Regions from separate parts of the Homo sapiens genome. Here region 1 is linked to region 2. A link is a loop called in an ENCODE intact Hi-C map of the cell type or tissue named here. Cell type or tissue: endothelial cell of umbilical vein. All regions are shown on one strand. Each heading gives the region's core, and the rest is flanking DNA. Links, peaks and the distances in the headings are about the cores only. Region 1 overlaps PDCD11 (programmed cell death 11). Region 2 overlaps NEURL1 (neuralized E3 ubiquitin protein ligase 1).

Region 1 (2,908 bases), core at 325-2,824, 130 kb after region 2:
CTCCGGCACCAAGGATCTCTAAGAGGCAGCTTTCTTCCAAACCCCACCCACCACCCCAACCACCCAGCATGCATGTACGTGCACATTCACCAGGACTCATGGGTGGACCCATCGCACTCCTCTCTCAAGTCCCTCCACGGAGCCCCAGGAAAGCCAGAACTGCAGGCTGGCCCTAGGGACCCGAGAGGAAAGAGGTCAGCAGCCCACTGCTGAAAAGCCTCACTGTAACAGGACTTTCAGGGACAGCTTCCATTTGTTCTGACACACAGGAAGGAATGCGTATGAACCCCTCTAGCCCCAAAATCTTATCTAGCTACCTCTATCTTTCCGCTTCGTGGGTTCCAATATGCCATGTGTTAGTGGTTCCCTGCTCTCTGCCACTGTAACATAAAATAGCTTGTCCAGAGAAGTCCACGTACCTGCCCAATGTTAATGGCTTTTCCTTTCTTCTGACTGTGTCCTGCAGGCTCTTTCTTTGGCTCTGGATCACTCGACAGCTTGAAGGATAAGAGCATCCTCTCTTTGGATGGCTCACAGTTCAATACGACAACCTTCACCACCTGGCAAGAAACCACACAGGCTTGGCCAACTCCTCCCAGCAAGCCTTGCAGGCCCTGCAACGTGCCCTCCACTACTGCTGCAGAGGACTTGGGAGATCTACCGAGCCTTTGGATCAGATCAGGAGGCAGTGAAAAGAAGAAATGCACTGAGAGCTACACAATCCCCCAGGGCAGCCTTTGGGATAAATGGAAGACATAAGTAACTTTTTTTGTACAATCCAAGTCTTAAAAATTATTTTTCTTTTTGAGGTGATGGAGATGCTAATTACCCTGGTTTGATCGTTACACATTGTAAGCATGTATTGAAATATCACATGGTGGCCAGGCTTAGTGGCTCAGGCCTGTAATTCCAGCACTTTGAAAGGCCAAGGCAGGCTGATCACTTGAAGCCAGGGAGTTCGAGACCAGCCTGGCCAACATGGCAAAATCCCATCTCTACTAAAAATACAAAAATTAGCCGGGTATGCCGGCACATGCCTGTAGTCCCAGCTACTTGGGTGGCTGAAGCACGAGAATCACTTGAGCCTGGGAGGTGGAGGTTGCAGTGAGCTGAGATCACGCCATTGCACTCCAGCCTGGGTGACAGAGGAAACTCTGTCTCAAAAAAAAAAAGGAAAAGAAAAAAGAAATATCATATTGTACCCCATAAATATGTACAATTATTATCTATCTGTTTAAAGTCGTTTAAAGGAATAAAAAAATGCTTTTCCTAGTGATACCAAGACTTACTAGTTTTACAGCACTGCCCCCATGTGGTGACAGTGACCTCAAAACAATTTCCGATATGAGAGGCACAGGTTTATTACAAGTAAAGACTGACCTCTTCCATGCGTGCCTGAGATCCATCAGCTTGCCAGCTTCTGCTGAACCCCGCTGAGGCTTTCTCTCTGTTCTGTTCCCCGTCTCCTCCATTTAGCCGGCTCACACCCACTGCCCCATGTGCTCTCTTCCTCAGCCTCCTAAAGGCAGCCCCACTACTTACTGCTCCTTCATATTTGTGTTTGTGGGGTCACCAAGGGTAAAGGGGACCTGTCTAGGGGAAGGGTTACCTGGCCAGTGTAAAAAACTCTCTCCGGGTCAGGGATATACTCAGTACTGAGCTCATGCTTGGGCACCAGTCCCTGCACATTGTTGTAGAACTTCACAATGCAGCCATAGTCCTTGACCCTGATGATGAAGCCATGTGTCTGCAGACCAGGCTTGGCATCGGCATAGCAGGTAATGACAGGTAGTTTGGACTCAATCAGGGTTTTTTTCAGGGTCATCATCAGCTTCTTGGCTTCAGGGTCACAAAGCAAAACCTAGGGGAGGGACACAGGCTGTCATCAAGTTATCTGTTATCATGAGAGCCACTGAGCTGGTCTCTGCAACCTCTTAAACCCAAAAGCCACGGGGCCATTCCCCAAGAACCTGCTATAGCTTTTCCTCTAATCATCTCAGTGGCAGATTCTTCCTGCTGTATGACAATCTGGAGCATACAAATCACTATTTCAAATGTAATTCCTCCCATAAATTGCTGCAAACTACCCTCTCCTGACCATGAAGCAACATTAATTATCTTACATCACCTCTATGGAGTCTTGGTTACACTAACTTCTACACCATCTTGGCTCCTTCCTAGTGGGCTTTGCATCTAGTCTAACAGAACCAATGATGAACCAATTTACCACCTTAGTACTGCCGTTTATTAGCTATGAAATAAGATGGAGATGCAACTGTCTTTCACCCCTTCAGAAGGTCATCTCCTTAAAGACAGAAAAAGTATTTTTAACCCTTGATCCCACTACTGTAAAATTTTGCACCAATGGGCAATCATTACCTCTGCTGAGTCAATAACGATGAGATAAACTGAATACCGGAAAATCTAACATGCTGAGTGCCTGCCCGTGGAGCACTCTTGTGTGCATCATCATGTTGGATCTTCACAACCCTATGAAGCTTTCCTTCGGATTCGAGCCTTTGTCATAAATCACCCATGTTTTGGCAGCTTTGCCAGGGCTATTTCTGTGCCTAGAACACAACCTTTGCTCTCCCCAACCTTCCAAATCCTACCTATCCTTTCAAGTTCCACCTCTGCCAGAAATCTAGAAAACATTATTGTCATACAGAGCTGAATTGTTCTGCCATGTATTAGCTGTGTGACTCTGGGCAAGACGGTTGGCTTTCCGAAGCTTTAATTTCCCCACCCGCAAAATGAAGATAATAGTGCTTAATTGTTAGGGTTGTTTCAAGGATTAAATGAAATAATGCTTGTCACATGCCTAGCATAGAAACTGGCACGGAATACCTGTTCGTGGCAGTCCTGTTCGTGGCAGTCGCTACTGATAACGTCAACAATTCTGGCTGCT
Region 2 (2,908 bases), core at 167-2,666:
ACTGTCTGAAGAAGCAGCTCCTTCTCCCATTCCCCCTTCCACCAGGGTCTGGTGGGAAACCCAGGATGGGCCAGCGGCACATTCTTCACTGGAAGTGACTGCTTCTCAGTCCTCCTCCTGGCCCCACCCAACATGGGCACCCCCAAGGTTCCAGGGCCCAGTTTATCCCTTGAGTTCTGTTATCCAGGCCGGAAATCTGGTGTCAGCCCAGATTCCCCATCCAAGAGGTCACCGTGTCCTTCTCAAATCCATCCCCTCCTTCCCTCCCCTGGCTCTGCCCATGGTTCAGGCCCCCAGCATCATCCTGCTCTGGACAATCATTCCAGCCTCCGTCCCCCTCTGCAGGGCTGCCAGGCGGGCATCTCTGCCCGACTCAGCCCTCTACCTCCTGTGGCTCCCGAGCATCAGGATAAACTCGACCCCCACTTTGGGGATTATTCAAGGTCCTCTGTGAACTGACCCCAGCCCATGTGTCTGGCCTCACCTTCCATGACCCCCCCTACCCCACCCCATGTACCTATGCTCCATGCACACGAGCCAGTTGTGTTCTAGAACATGGCACATCACTTGTCTGTTGCTTTTTGAACACTGTCCCTCTCCTTGGAGTGCCCCTCCCTGGCACTGGTCCCACAAACACTCCCACCTCACCTTCAGCCCCCAGCTCAGAAGAGCCTTTCCTCTGAGATCATCCCAATGCCCTGGGATGGAATAGACCAGACTATCCCTCTCCAAGGCTGTCCAGCCAGTCCTCTGTGCAGCCCCAGCCCTGCAGCCATGGCAGGAGGCCCTTCCCATACTGGGAGCACCCTGAAGGTAGAAAGGTATCTTTTTATCTCTAGATCCTTAGCATCTGACAAGGTGGTCACTCCATAATGCTCAAAGTAGATTTCATGAAGAAAGGAAGAAAAGAGGAAGAGGAGGAGGAGGGAGGGAAGATGAAAGCCTGGAGCCGATGGTGCGGGCTCTTTACTCTTCCCCCTTCTGCTCCTCTCCAGTGCCCCAGGTCCCTGTGGACCCAGTGAGACCCAAAGGTGACAGATTGCCTGGCCGTGACCTCGCAGCACCAGTGGGGGCCCTCCTTGTTCCTGCAGTACTATTGGCAGCACTAGCCTGTGCTCACTCGAGCAGAAAGAGCCAAGAAGCCACGCAGCCAGGTGTGTCCTGGAACATGGGGGAGCCAGAGTGCAGAGCCTTATCTGACCATCTTCCCTGGAGGCAGCAGAAGAGCATCTGCCTGCCCCCAGCCACCCCACTGCAGGACTACAGGGAGGAGGGGCGGAAAACCTTGTGCCTGGCTCCCTCCCAGCTTCTCCCGGATTAAAGCGGCAGGGGACAGAGCGCCTCCAGCTCATTTGCATAAACCATTTATAGCAGCGCCTTCAAACCCACGCCTTCCAAGAAGAAAAAAGCCCACTGCAATTGCCTGTGGCTTCCCAGTCTGTCGTTTTCCCTTCTCTTTCGTTTTTTTGTTTTAATGACAGGAAGCTGTGCTCAAGAGAAATCTCTGCCCTGGCTGTTCTTGGCAGCAGAGGGAGCTGTGCTTTCCCTCCAAATTGAATAAGAATGATAAGCAGCCAGCCCCCGGGTGTCAGTGACTTACAGTTTGCAAAGCCTACGAGCACTCACGAACTGTTTCAGTCTTCCCAGGAAGCACAGGAGGTAACTATTGCCAGACCCCATTTTACAGATGAGAAAACCAAAGCTGAAAGAGGGTAAGTGACTTGTCTAAGCCACAAAAAACTAGTAAGTGACTGTAATGGACATGGTGGCTGATGCCCAACATCTACACCACCCCAAGACAACAGCAGTTCTCAGCCCTGGTTGCACATCAGCATCACCTAGGAGGTAATAAAATTACTGGTAGAGCCAAGTGTGGTGGCTCACACCTGTAATCCTAGCACTTTGGGAGGCTGACGCAGGAGGATCACTAGAGCCCAGGAGTTTGAGACCAGCCTGGGTAACATAGCAAGACCCTGTCCCTACAAAAAAATAAATAAAAATTAGCTGGGCATGGTGGTGTGTGTCTGTAGTCTCAGTTACTTGGAAGGCTGAGATGAGAGGGTCGCTTTAGCTCAGGAGGTCAAAGCTGAAGTGAGCAGAGATCACGCCACTGTACTCCAGCCTGGGCAAGAGAGAGACTCTGTCTCAAAAAAACCAAAAACAAAAACAATTACTGATGCCCAGTATCCACGCTAGACCAATTCATAGAGAAATCTGAAGTGTGGGGCCCAGCTCCCCAAGCAATTCTCACATACAGCCAGCGTGCCATACCCTGGCAATAAGCCAATCACAATGGTTTCATTCCCCTTCTCAGTGACATGGTCAAGAATGGCCAGGTGACCCACTTCTGGCCAATGAGGCATAGATTTCCCAGCAGTGGGAAATGTGCTGGAACCCCTCTGAGAAAGGGATCCTTGCTCCACAGAACATAGGGGTCGTTCTCCTTTCTCCAGATATCACTGTGTCCTGCTGCAATTCCTGGGACCACCATGGCCATGTCACTACTGGTCTAGAAGGAAACCAACCCAAGGATGGCAGAGTAGAGAGATGGGAAGTACTTCATCCTACAGCCTTGACTCAGCCAACCCTGAAAGCCACCCACCTTGGGACATCCGGTTTTCTGCATAGTACAGCTCCTTACTGCTTAAGTCAGTGCAGGCCAGCATTTGTTATTGCAATAGATAGGCCTGAGACAACAGCAGTCACCTTCTCATGTCCCTCACCCCAGTCATCCCCATGTCATCCAGGAAAATGGGCCTCTGGATCTTCCACTGCAGGGTGGACGCTTGACTGATGGCCCCAGCTGTGGAGCTCTGAAGTCCATCCCCATGTTTGCTCCAAGGCAATGCTTCCCACAGCTCACCCCAGCTAGTGATGCGTGTGGCAGGGATATTAAGGCAGGACCATT

Evidence for each region. Hi-C counts contacts between places; a loop is a spot of excess contacts. Peaks named below come from ENCODE experiments on the same cell type or tissue, not always from the same donor. Only the 100,000 strongest peaks of a DNase experiment are listed, where the experiment ranks them.
Region 1: it touches region 2 in a loop (7-fold over the local background); 6 of 110 quality-filtered maps call a loop at or near these places.

The regions. Positions count from the first base shown.
Region 1 is chr10:103,415,444-103,418,351 of GRCh38, reverse strand. It overlaps PDCD11 (programmed cell death 11), which reads right to left. Exons shown (of 36, transcript NM_014976.2): 13 at 1,610-1,861; 14 at 420-560. Among named protein-coding and RNA genes, the nearest start is that of PDCD11, 20 kb to the right of the region's middle. In endothelial cell of umbilical vein, for the core only: a CTCF peak has its summit at 1,305 (motif pointing left); a DNase peak (open chromatin) is centred at 1,311.
Region 2 is chr10:103,541,519-103,544,426 of GRCh38, reverse strand. The region is part of intron 1 of NEURL1 (neuralized E3 ubiquitin protein ligase 1); the gene reads right to left. Among named protein-coding and RNA genes, the nearest start is that of NEURL1-AS1, 26 kb to the right of the region's middle. In endothelial cell of umbilical vein, for the core only: a CTCF peak has its summit at 1,523 (motif pointing right); a DNase peak (open chromatin) is centred at 1,516.